2 separate regions of the Homo sapiens genome follow, and region 1 is linked to region 2. The links are chromatin contacts, found by Hi-C or POLR2A ChIA-PET in ENCODE. All regions are on one chromosome and are shown on one strand. Each heading gives the region's core, a stretch centred on a gene start or an enhancer-like site at or near the end of the contact. The rest is flanking DNA. Distances are from core to core; before and after follow the strand shown. Region 1 has its middle 320 kb from the start of PRR16. Region 2 has its middle 74 kb from the start of PRR16.

Evidence for each region. Hi-C counts contacts between places; a loop is a spot of excess contacts on that map. ChIA-PET counts read pairs that join two places held with the same protein, here RNA polymerase II (POLR2A). Pooled maps may share reads with other maps.
Region 1: a loop to region 2 is called in a map of cardiac septum, with 3 times the contacts of the local background. The contact joins two enhancer-like sites. A Hi-C loop is called at or near these places in 1 of 168 maps with a recorded cell type or tissue (cardiac septum) and 4 of 50 pooled maps. POLR2A ChIA-PET finds 5 or more read pairs at or near these places in 1 of 52 experiments (AG04450).

The regions. Positions count from the first base shown.
Region 1 is chr5:120,137,235-120,143,510 of GRCh38, reverse strand. No RefSeq gene overlaps it. Among named protein-coding and RNA genes, the nearest start is that of PRR16, 320 kb to the left of the region's middle. Within about 2 kb of position 3,635, at least 2 of the 41 ENCODE cell types and tissues checked have a DNase peak (open chromatin) inside an H3K27ac peak, as active enhancers do.
Region 2 is chr5:120,386,882-120,393,434 of GRCh38, reverse strand. No RefSeq gene overlaps it. Among named protein-coding and RNA genes, the nearest start is that of PRR16, 74 kb to the left of the region's middle. Within about 2 kb of position 4,979, at least 3 of the 41 ENCODE cell types and tissues checked have a DNase peak (open chromatin) inside an H3K27ac peak, as active enhancers do.

The DNA of each region.
Region 1 (6,276 bases), core at 2,386-4,885, 250 kb after region 2:
AAACTTTCATGAAAGTAAGCAAACTTTGTTTTACCACTGTCAGGTTCATTAAGATAATTTACAAACAATAAATTTAACACTTTTTTAGTATATAATTCTATGAATTTTGACAAACACATACAAATAAAAAAATAGTGTATTTTCATCACTCTAAAAAGTTTTCTTGTGCCACATTATAGTCAAATCTCCTCCCATAATGCTAGCCCTTGGCACCCACTAATCTTATTTATTTCCCTGCCTTTTTTAGAATGGAATATAAATAAAATCACATAATATGATTATATGATTCATTATTTGCATAATGCATTTCAGAGTCTTCACGCTGTTGAATATAGCATTTTCTTATTAGCCTAGTATGAATACACCACAATTTATTTGTTTATTCATTTGAGCATGCTAAGACTTTTTAAGAGAAAAAAAAGATGCTCTTAATATAAATGTGTATTATGTCACTCTGATTAGCAGTATTTTTTTCTCTTCCTGATTACATTTTCTGCCTTTCAAATTATCTTTATTAATATATTTTTTAAAATCAGATCATTGTTTATAATTTCTTAAAGAAAGGAGGCTATATTTTTAAATTTCATTAAAAGAATAAATTTTACAAAACCTTAACAAAATCCATGGAATAAAAATGTTAATTCTAAAAGTGTTAAAAGCAGAGACCACAATTTAAAAACTGTAATAAAGAAAATTTTATAAGATTCTACATAACTCATTTGAAGAAAGTATATCAAATAATAATTTAATTAAAATTATTTTTAAAAAAGAATTAAGGGCTAATTTTATATGTAGTGCTTTATAATATACAAAGAGTAGTTTTCATAAATTATTTCAGGTAACCAGAATGACAGATGTCAATACAGTGTTTTGGCAATCAAAAATTATGCCATTTTTATCTTTTAATTTATTAGTCATAATGATAGTAAAAACAGAGTTTTAATTTTCACCACTGCTGTCTGGAAAGTTAACTTTAACCTTCTGTGGCAAAGAGAAAAGTATGACATCTGAAAGCAATCTAATGAAAATGACACAGGATGAATTTTTTAAAAAACTTATAAATAGGAGAAATAGTGTCGTTTTATCCAATATTACCAAAATATATGAGAAGAAAGTAGCTTTTACTTAGATTCTATAAAAGCTCTTCATGCATTTTTATATAAAATTTCACTTGAAATATTTTTTTTATTTGAATATCAAAATCAAAGAAAATGATAAACAGTAATAAATCAAGCAGGAGTGTATGTCACACTAGCAATACTTCACCCAGAACTCTTGAAATTATGGAAAGAACTTTCTGATAGATGAAAAATAATTTTATCCAATATAAAAATGAAGTAAACAACTTGTTAATTAATTATAAAGTCAGAGCATATCTATGGGAAAGAAAATTGCAAAGGATTTTTTAATAAAAAAGGAATCATTTTAACAATTCTTCTGCATTCTTTTTTGTTTCAAATTTTGTGCAGAGGTCACTCTATTTCTTATGGTGTATTGTCCTATTACCTAACAAGTGCATATTCCAATTCACCAGGAAATTCTCCCAGCCAGTTTTCAGGTGCCATTCAACTCAATGTACATGGTATCTTTTTCATATCTCCAAAGCTTTACTTTTATTTCAGTGAAGTAACTTGGCTAATAAAACAGTGTTTGGAAAGTTGATCCAGACATAATAAAAAGATGGTTTCCCCAGAATAAAAGAGGTTTATATATTTACAGACTTCACACTAAAGCAAAGCCACATGTGAACCAATAATGCCAAGGAAACTTACGATGAGAGAGAGAGAGAAATATGAAAGTTTGCTGGTATAAAGTCAGAAATATTAGAGAACAAGTTTTATTCTCTTTACTCATTGCTATACCCAAAACTAAGGGGGGAAAAAAACAGCTTTCCAAACACATGGACATATCAAGATACTGTCAGGAGTTCATTCGAAGTCCTGTTAGTTAAAAAAAGGGATCCTGGGTATTTATAAAGTATAGTAAAAAAGGGTATAAGGGAAAATCTACAGGGACACTTCATTTCTGTTCCAGCCATCTTCATTCAGGGGAAAATGTGACAAGTGATAGAAAAGAGTGGAGGGTATTGTGCTTGATTAATTCATTAATTTTCAGTGTAACGGTAATGAAATCAAAATGTCAGCTCCTCCCTTATTGAATCAGTTTATGTTTCTAAGAGAAATTCCCCTTTTGTGGCCACAGACAGTTTGTTTTGGTCATAATCTTCCATAAAAATATCCTTTGATGTTGTGCATGTCCTAATCGGCAAGAGTACTAATAGATTACACAAGGTCACAATAGATTAAACATTGTTCCTTAAGAACAACTCAAACAGACAGACAGGATTTTGCTAAGAATTCATTTGCAGAGCAAAGCAGACACATCTCAGATTTATCTATGGGTAGGAAACATTGTCCAAAAAAATGTTCAAGGTGGTCTCAGAATCTGAGTCCCATGTATATGCAGTAAAAAATTTTCAGAGCAACTAGTGTAAGTCTGTTGAAATAGTTTTGTGACACTTCCCAGAGGGCTTCTGCTGCTTTCTACACGAGAATAGCCTGGGTATATTCACTTGCCCAATTATATTTATATGATACATGGCGCTAGAAGTTGGGAATACAACAGTAAAGGGAACAGACAAATTTCATTCTCTACTGGAACTCACAAAAAATGTAAGACATGAAAAATCCTATAAAGGAAATGAAATAATGTCATAATGAGTGTTGTATGTTTGAAGAGGAAGTTGAATTGTTTAGCCAAAGAAGGTGTGACATTTGAACTGCAACCTGAACAATGAATGAAAAAGTGTCAGCCATGAGAACCCAAAGGACATTTCAAGTAGAGGAAAGAGCAAGTGCATCATTGCCATGTGACTTTACCTCTCAGGACCGCATTTCTTAGTCTATGAGGAAAGATGACAATGCTTGTCTTGTGGGTTATCATAAAGACTTACAGAAAATCAGCCTAGCACACACCATAATGAGGGCTCCACACCCCCTTGTCATGACCATTATCTGAGTTGCCATCTCCTTCCCTCTGATGAGAAACCCCTCCCTCCCTAACACTCACTCCAAGAGTCAGTGTTGCATATCTTACTAACAGTTGGGGGTGGGGGATGATATGGATACTTTTTAAAGACAAGCAAAATTTTCAGAGAAAAACTATTACAGAAATAAGGTATGCATTCCACATATGTTATAAAGGAGGTGTTTCATATTTTTAAATAAAAGAAAAGAGGGTAACTGAGCCTACAAATTTGAGGTAACTACCCTGAGCAGGAGTCCTCTAAAGGAGCATATGAACAGCCTCAGATAGAAAGGACAGGCCTTGCCTCCAGAATGTCATCTGCCTCAAGACAAATCCCAATTTGTTTCCAGCTCAGTTCCTCCCCAAATGATCACCACACAACCTTATTAGGTAAAAAAGACCACCTCTCATATGTGTTTCCTTCCCAATAAAACTGCATCTTTTTTTTCTATGTGGGAGCTCCCCATACCTTTTTAAGTGACATGCTACAAAGTGACAAGATCGAGAAGAATCAAGGAAGAAGGCCAATCCACAGGATCCTTCTAGAGAAAGTGAAGGGCCATTTCCTTCCAAGCTTTCTTCCTTCCTAGTTCTCCTCTTAGGCTGCCACAGACAGTCTGGACTACACTGAAACTGTTGAGATCTAAATAGGCAACTTCATAACCAACACAATGCTGGGTTCTGACCCGGCAGGTAAGCAAGATAAAATATAAAAATGGGGAAAAGGAACAGGTAAGGATGCCAGGTATTAGCATTTAGAATGCCTTTAATAAAGAACCTGAACAATCTAGTAGGATCCAATAAAAACTGTAGACTAACTATTAAGTAAATTGCCAAAAGATACATCTTCCCCTAGAAAAAGTAAGTGTGCTGCAAGCATGATTATGTAGACCTTGAAAGAACAGCTGGAACTAAGTACATTAAAATAACACTGAACAAAATATGGGTTTTGGAAGTACTAAATGAAAAACTGTTTTCATTTTGATTTAATCTGTATTTTTAAAATAGTATATTAACAAAGATGACAAAAAGGTTTGAAGTTTTTTCTTCAGTAGGATATATACAAACTCCTATAAAAGAACCAAAAATACATGATATTCTTATAAAATCTTAGCTAATTACTGTCGGTTTGAAAGATATGTTTATTTAATTCCAGTTGGACTTCTGGTTTACTCACTTGGTGATTTCCAGGAAAAGACAACTTACGACATTAACAAGGGACAGGCCTCTGTTTCCCAAGAACTGTTGAGCAATATCAGTGACTCATTTTGGGGAATAAACAAAAAGACTAAGAAAAAGAAAAGCTATTTCACAACTATAAATACACACTACAGTTACAGAGCTTTTTCCCATAGAAGCCTATACAGAAAATTGTAAAAAAAAAAAGAAAATGGTTGTGCAGAAAATAAACATAGAGGAAAGCAGTAAAAGAGAGTCAAGTAATTTTAAAATTAAAAACACTTTGCTTTCAAAGAAAGTAAAGAGTATATAAGAATTATTGCTTTGTTGTTGCTTTGTGCTTTTCCTTTTAACCACCTGGCCTTTTTTCCGAGTGTCAAAAAATGGCCAGTAGTATCACTTACCACACTGATTTAGCCTAAGTACTATTACTTGAAACACTCAATTCTTAGCAGTAACAGAATGATCTTTTTATATTTCATTAGGTTTGCATCTGCATCAAAAATTATTCCAGGTGCAGTGGTTAACACATATAATCCCAGCACTTTGGAAGGCCAAGGCAGGAGGATCACTTGAGGGCAAGAGATACAGATCAGCCCTGGCAATACAGTGAGACTCCAACTTTCCAAAAAAAAAAAAAAATATATAGCTTCTGGTGGTGGCACACACCTGTAATCCCAGCTGTGTAGGAGGCTGAGGTGGGAGGATTCCTTGAGCCCAGGAGGTCGAGGTTGCAGGAAGCCATGATCATGCCACTGCACTCCAGCCTGGGTGACACAGAGAGAGACACTGCCATTAAAAAAATGAAATTATACACTTACTGTAGTCTTCTAGTACAATGTACTATATTTGAACTGAGTGGTTCAAAGATATTTTCCTGACACAATGATAAATTTTAGGCAAAAAATATTATTTTGAAATTTTATGTTTTTAATTTTGAAATAACAGCAAACCTACAAAAAAATTACAAGTATAGTTCAAGTGACTTCCATATTCTCTTTACACAGAGTGCCCAATTATTAATGTTTTACCACATTTGTTTCATTACCCTCTCATTCTTTCTTTCTATATACATAGTCCTTTTTCTAACAGAATGCCCTATCACCTCTAAATACTCCAGTGTGTAGTCTAAAAGCAAGGACACCCCTATACTATATCAACATATATCCTTCCCCTTTAGTAAATTAGCATAACACTACTATCCAGCTCACTACTATCCACTCAAACTTTGCCAAGTTCCCTAACAATATCATTTTGACCTTTTTGGTCCAGTAAACCATCCAAGAATATACACTGCATATAGCTGTCATGTCTCATCAGACTCCTTCAAGCTTGTTAGCCCTCTCCTACTTCTCCTGTCCTTGGACAGTCTTAAAGAGTATAGGCCCTGCATGCTCTCATAGACCCTCATACATATGACCCTCAACATATGTCTGTCTGATGTTTCCACATGACCAGACTCAGCCCACGCATTCTTGGCATTGCATCAGGAGGCACACTATGACAATGGTGGTCATAGTGTGACCATAGTCATAGTGTGACCACCACACAACTCTGAGTATATGGTAAAGCTGGTAACTGCCACGTTTTCTCTTTAGAAACCCAGGAGGGGATTTTACCAATTGGAGAAAGGATAGGCAGAAGAACAATGAGTGAAAACAAGCATACTCTAAGACTGAGCCTGGGAGAGACTGAAGCAGCAAAGACCCTGAGTCCACTCCCATGTAGCACCTAGGGAGACAGAAGGCAGGAGATCTGTGATGCACAGATTTGAAGTGATCAGATGTGATGTCTCTGACTTCTAGCACGATGTTTTAGGAAAACAGAGAGTTGTATGCTAAGCATCTGAATTCTTGGTCACCACATATTCTAAGGCACCAAGTATATGAAAGAAAAAAATAAGTGTATGAAATCAAGGCTTCTTTAAGCTTGGTCTTTGAGTGTCCTGTTAGTTACTAGCATAAATAAGAGAGAACAGAATAAAGGGCCTGCTTGGTGCGTTAAAGCTATGTAAGGAGGCCGTAACAATGACTAAAATTGAATTTTCTAGCAGACAGGTGGGATGGATGT
Region 2 (6,553 bases), core at 3,730-6,229:
AGATGAATTATTTGCATATAAATCCTGCCTCAAAGTGTGATTCTGGGATCCAAACTAAGATACTAAATCTAAACTTAATTTCTGTTACTTACAGCTCCTAAACCTATCCTGCTGTATTCGAGAATCCCACATCATGTAAAAATGTCTATTCACATGATGAAAAATAATCTAAGCCCTCATGGTATTTTTTTCTTTGCTCATTTAGAATTTCGTAAAATAGCATGAGCATTGGTGTTATAGACATCTCAGGTCAAATACCAGGTTTTGCTCTTAATAACCAAGTGACACAGGACTATTTACATAATTTTGCTGAATTTCAGTTTCTTTTTGGAGAAATGAGGGTACTTATAACTCTCTTATTATGAAAATATATAAAATAAGCATTTCCAGACCTACGTTGCACCAGTCACACAAATGCTCACCATATACACATTCCTATTCTCCTTTTACTTTGTTACATTTTTTGACCTCTTCTTAATCGAACTTCTTTCATTTTTACATAAACAATAATTAAACAAAAGTTAAAATACCCAAAGAAATATAGTTTTGGTGAAGTAACTAACTACACAAGGCACTTAGATACTTGATAGAACATTTCACTCAAGGTGACAACTTTATTCTACAACTGAAGATATTTTTACTAAGTGTAAGCCCCTACTCAATATTTAAGCTACAAAAGTTACCTTGCACAAAGCTCATCCTTCTAGTAGAGATATGAGCTGCTTTCTGTACCTACTGCTTTTGGCAGCCCACACTTTGATTGTGGTCAAATATTCAGCAATTTTATCATACATCCTTGATGCCCCAAATATTTCCCCTGACATTGCCTTCCCCATAGCTTCAGGCTCTAAACTTTTCCCTCGACTTATTTTCCTCATCTCTGTCCATTCCAACATCCTCTTGAGTCTGACTAACCTGATAAAGAAATTTAATCCAAAATGTTCTTCCAAATTTTTATTTGGGCTTTGTTAACTCCAAGGAATAGCTAATATGATAACTATAAGCACACAAACAGAAGCTTTAAGGCATATATATTTGGACAAGAAAATATTTTTCAAATTCTACCTCACAGGTGAATGCTTGTTCCTGAAAAGTATAACAGTGGCTCTGAGACTCTTAAGTTAAAATAAATCTCCTATTTCCTCAGCATTTTAGCCATTATCAATTGTCATTCCAACAATATTTGATATACCCTGACTTTGAAAATGAGTGCCTTTTTAAAACTATTTATTTAACAAATACTTGTTAAATATTACTATGTTCATAACATTGTTCTAGGCATTAAAAGTTAGCCAATAAAGAATTCCATACCATAAAAGCTTAGGTATTTGTCTTGTTAGTTCAGGCTGCTACACCAAATTACTATAGACTGGGCAGCTTATAAACAACTGAGATATATTTCTCACAATCAGTATACTGGAGGTCTGAGATCAGGGTGCTAGCATGGTTGGGTTCCAGTGAGGGTCCTCTTTCAGGTTACAGAATACCGACTTCTTGTTGTATCCTTATATGACAGAGAGCAAAGTGAAGCAAGCTCTCTTGGGATGCTTAAAAGGGCACTAATCCCATTCATGAGGGCTCTACTCCCATGACCAAATCACCTTCTGAAGGCCCTACCTTCTAATACATCACATTGAGAGTAGGGTTTCAGCACATAAAATGTAAGGGACGCAAACATTCAGCCTATAATTGTATTGTAGTTGCAAAATCAAAAAAAATATGCTTGAAGTTGTTATATATAAGTTTGAGACTGTATTTGACTTAATGTCTAAATGAATTTGTTTGCCTAATACATTCTATTTGAGTTCTAGACGGGTAAGATAAATGGGCATTAGAATAATTAAGAAAGACTACACTGTGTGTGTAAAGACTGAGTCAAGCCCAAAAGAAGGGGGATCATTTGAATATAAGTACAGAAAGAATAGCATCTTAGGTGGGGAGACTGACTAGCAGAGGCTTAGAAAAGAGATGGAGAATAGCTATATGGAAAAGAAAAGCAGCCCAACGGGCTAAAGAAGTGTTCTAATGCTGAGGAGTGAATAACTTGACTGTGGCTAGATTTCCTATGCTTAGTTAAAAAGATGTATGTGCCTACAGGTTTTGAGATTTTGTGTCAGAGTATAGGGAAGTCATGAGATATATACCATATATCTTTCTGGAGTAACAATTTTACTCACATTTAATAAAAACATTAATTGACATCAACACAAAGAGCACTATTGAGTGTAGGTTGTAAGATTCAAATGAAGCTCAGCTGAAAGACCTAAGCTGACAACATAGATGTAAGCTTTGTTAACATCCTATTGGTAACTGAAGGCCTGACAATGAGTGTGATTATCAAAGACAGTGTTCAGAGTAAGAAAAACAGAGTTTTGGAGCAGACAGAGAAGGAGCTGCACATGAAGGAGCTTGAGAGAAAGTAGTGGGAAAAGTAGCAGGTACCCTAAGACAGAGGTGTGATGGAAGCCAGGATTTCAAAGAAGAAATTGTCATGCTTGTCAAATACTGTAGAGAGTTCAAATGAGATACACATTCAAAGTGTATTCTTTAAATTTAATACTTAATAAGTGATTGGCAACACTTGACAGAAGATTTTTCAGGAAAGTTGTGTGTTGGGAAGCTCAAATAAGGTTAGAATTTTAGAGTGATGAGGAGGGTTTCTTCCCTATCCCCAGAAAGTGGCTCATCTGTAGGTCACAGCTTCCCTTTGATGAAATCCTCTGGCTCCCTACAAGTGAGATTGGAGTTCCTTCTCAACTAGTTTGGAAACCTGTATACCTCCTACGTGCTGTTCAAAGCAATGAAGTGACCTCAAACTACTGGGGTTGGCAGGGGAAAATTTGAAGGAATTATCCTGACGTGAAGAAACGAGCATGTGGAACAAGAGTACTACCCATGCAAGGGTGAAGATCTTACTTGAGGGGTGGATACCCCATGTACCATGATGTGCTTATTTCACATTGTATGCCTGCTTCAAAACATCTCATGTACACCATAAATATATATACCTACTATGTACCCACAAACATTAAAAATAAACAAACAAACACAAAACCAAATTCGCCATTGGGTGATGAGTCTGTCTTTAAGAAAAAATGGAAAAATATTTTCCCAAGAATGGTAGAATGGTTGTTAGAGTCTTGGGTAAAGAAAAATTACTTTGTTAGGAGGGAGGAAGGAAGCTCTTATCAAAAATAAAATAAAATAAACAGGCAAAATACAGTAAAACTATGATACTCATAAGCGTTAGTAACTGTGATTTGAGACTTGCAGATCTTCACCTTTTTCAGTCCTTTACTACCTGCTGTGATCTGAATGTTTGCATCACCCCAAAATTCATATGTTGAAATCCTAACCCCCAAGGTGATGGTATTTAACAAGTTGGGCCTTTGGGAAGTTATTAGTTCTGCAGCACAGCCCTCATCAATGAAGTTGTGCCTTTATAAAAGAGGCCCAAGAGAGATCCCTCCCTCCTTCCATCACATGAAGAGACAGTGAGGAGGTGCTGGTCTATGAACCTGAAAGTGAGTCTTTACAAGATCTGCACTACATTGATCTTGGACATCCCGGCTTCTGGATCTGTGAGAAATAAATTTCTGTTGTTTATAAGCCACCCAGTCTAAGGGGTTTTATGATAGCATCTGAACAGACAATGACACTTCCTAAGGTGATTTTCAAAACTAGGTATTTTCTTATACATTTTAAAAGTTAGAATGTAAAATTTGTATCATATATTTCAATAGCTAAAAAGGATATTATTTCCATTTTAAATACAACTGTTATTTTTTAAAAGACAGCCAAAAGGATTATAAATATAATAGTAATTATGTGATTAACCTATCATTCAGTATATGAACAAATTATTTTTAATATTAAAAAGGCTCATTATTTTTTCTCAATGAAATTATATTTTCATCCAATTTGCCATAGAAATGTTTATCCTAGTATATATTTATGCTTGAATGTTTCTATTAAACACCCTATCATACTTCTTTAAAATATGAATACATAATTAAATATAAAATTACATTATGTTTCTAAAAATAGGCTTCAAGTATCTAAAATGTCTTCTGAAATTAGTTATTGCAATTTTTTTTTTTTTTGAGATGGAGCCTCGCTCCTGTTGCCCAGGCTGGAGTGCAGTGGCACAATCTCAGCTCACTGCAACCTCCACCTCCCGTGTTCAAGAAATTCTCCTGCCTCAGCCTCCTGAATAGTGGGATTACAGGAATGCGCCACTGCACCCGGCTAATTTTGTATATTTAGTAGAGATGGGATTTCACCGTGTTGGTCAGGCTGATCTCGAACTCAGGTGATCTGCCCACCTTGACCTCCCAAAGTGCTGGGATTACAGGCATGAGCCACTATGCCCGGCTATTGCAAAATTTTTAACCAATTTCTCAGAGCAACAGTAGAAATCATTATAAATGAAAATTCAAAAACATAAAAAGTAATAATTTTATTGGAAAGAGATCTATCCATGAGATAACTGGGAAGGAAAGTTATGGTCCCTTGATTAAAGGAGTTTTCCTTTAGCATCTGGAAGTTTTGCATCTCTGGGCAGTGAAACAAAATTTAGGATGAGGAGAGGTACCAAAAAAATAGTGATTGTCAAAGGACAGCCAGGAAAGGAGAAGAGGCATGCAAAAAAGACTGGGGGACACTGAAAAAAGTGGTGCCAGTGCTGGCCAGAGAAGACTGTTACAGAGCACAGCAGAGGCTTTCACATGGCAGGCATAGGAGCAGATGTAGGAAGAAAGGTGTGCATACATATAAAATGTTGTTGCTGACATTAGAGCTAGTGCATCCAACACTAGTAAAAGAAAAAAAAAATTTTACAAACTGACAGAAATAAAGACATTGAGCAAAGTATGAATCATATCCTGTTCTTGTAGAATTTTGTGGTTAATTTGGTTATGGGAATCAGCCACTAGAAGTTTGTATAAATGTCTTTTGACTGAGCTGTGCAGAACCAAAAAGGACAAACAGTTTCAAATAGAGGAAATTGCTTCATCTTTAGAGTGAAACTCTGGCATTTACTTAAATTTGTGTTCCAGCTGTCAAATTCAACAGAAGGCAAAGGTTAGCTGTTTTTAGGATCTAATAAATACTTGAGAAATACACTCACCATAGAGCCTGCCCACTGGTAAAATATTCCACACACATCTGCTTAATGAATAAGTGAACTAATTAATGAATGAATGGTCAGCATCCCCACCAAAGAGGCAGAAGAATCCTGAAACCCTTTATACTGCATATAGGAACAAAGACCTGAGACTTTGACATCTGTGAAAACCTGCTGCTACTGTGATAATTTTAGGAAACGTATCAATTGAACTTCTGAAAGTGATTTTAAAATGTTTATTTTAATTGTATTTTTCTAGCTCTTCCACTTTGTCATCACAAATACTCTTAGTCTAAGGTACTTATGAATTATTTCCCCAGCAAAAACACCAATTCTAATTTAAAGCCTCAAGGCTTTATTTTGAAAGGAAAAGCTAAGCTAGAGAACTGAGATTTAAATTGATTTGAGTGAATATTCAATTAATGTGAAAACATCTATGAATAATAGAGATAAAAAGAATTGGGAATTAAATAGAACTATATCTCTTCAGATTTATTTATTTTAGGTTATGTAAATTAAGGTTATCTGAGAAACAAATGCCAAGATGGGATTAGACATGAAAAACATTTACTGGGAAAACATCTGCTAAGGATAAAGGCAAGAGAGTTGGAGAAGGTGAAAAGAACCTCCAAACCAAGATGCAGATCTAAGCCTGTAGAAGTAGAAGGGGAAGGAAAGATGATGGGGTAGGGAGGATTTCACACTGCAGATCAGTTCTGAGCCAGTTGGGTCAGGCCAGTTGGGGAAGGAGGCCTTACACTCATACCTGTTGTAAACTGAATGTTTGTATCTCCCCAAAACTTGTATGTTAAAGCCTAATCCCCAAGAGGGGTCTTTGGGAGGTGATTAGGTTATGAGGGCAGGGCACTCAAAAATGGTATTAGTGACTTTATAAGAGTCTGAAGAGATCAGAATTCTTCCCTTCCACCATGTGAGGACACAGGTAGAAGATGCCAAATATGAATCAGAAAGTGAGCCCTCCACAGACACTAATCTTCATATTTTTCCATTCTTTACTCTTTGCTGCAGTCTGAATGTTTGTGCCCCAAACAAAATTCATATGTTGAAATTCTATCCCCCAAAGTGATGTTATTAAGAGGTGGGGCCTTTGGGAGGTGATTCAGTCTTGGGGCAGAGACCTTGTGAATGGGATTCTTAACCTTATAAAAGGGATCCAGAAAGAACCCTCCCTCCTTCCATCACATGAGCATACAGTGAGGAGGTGCCATTCTATGAACCTAAAAGTGGGTCTTTACAAGATCTGCAGCACCTTCATCTTGAACTTCTCAGCTTTCAGAACTGTGAGAAATATATTTTTGTTCTTTGTAAGCTACCCAGTTTATGGAATTCTGCTACAGCAGCCCAAATAAACTGAGCCATACCTCCATCATGATGGCTCATTGAGTGTGGTCACTCACTGAGTAGGCC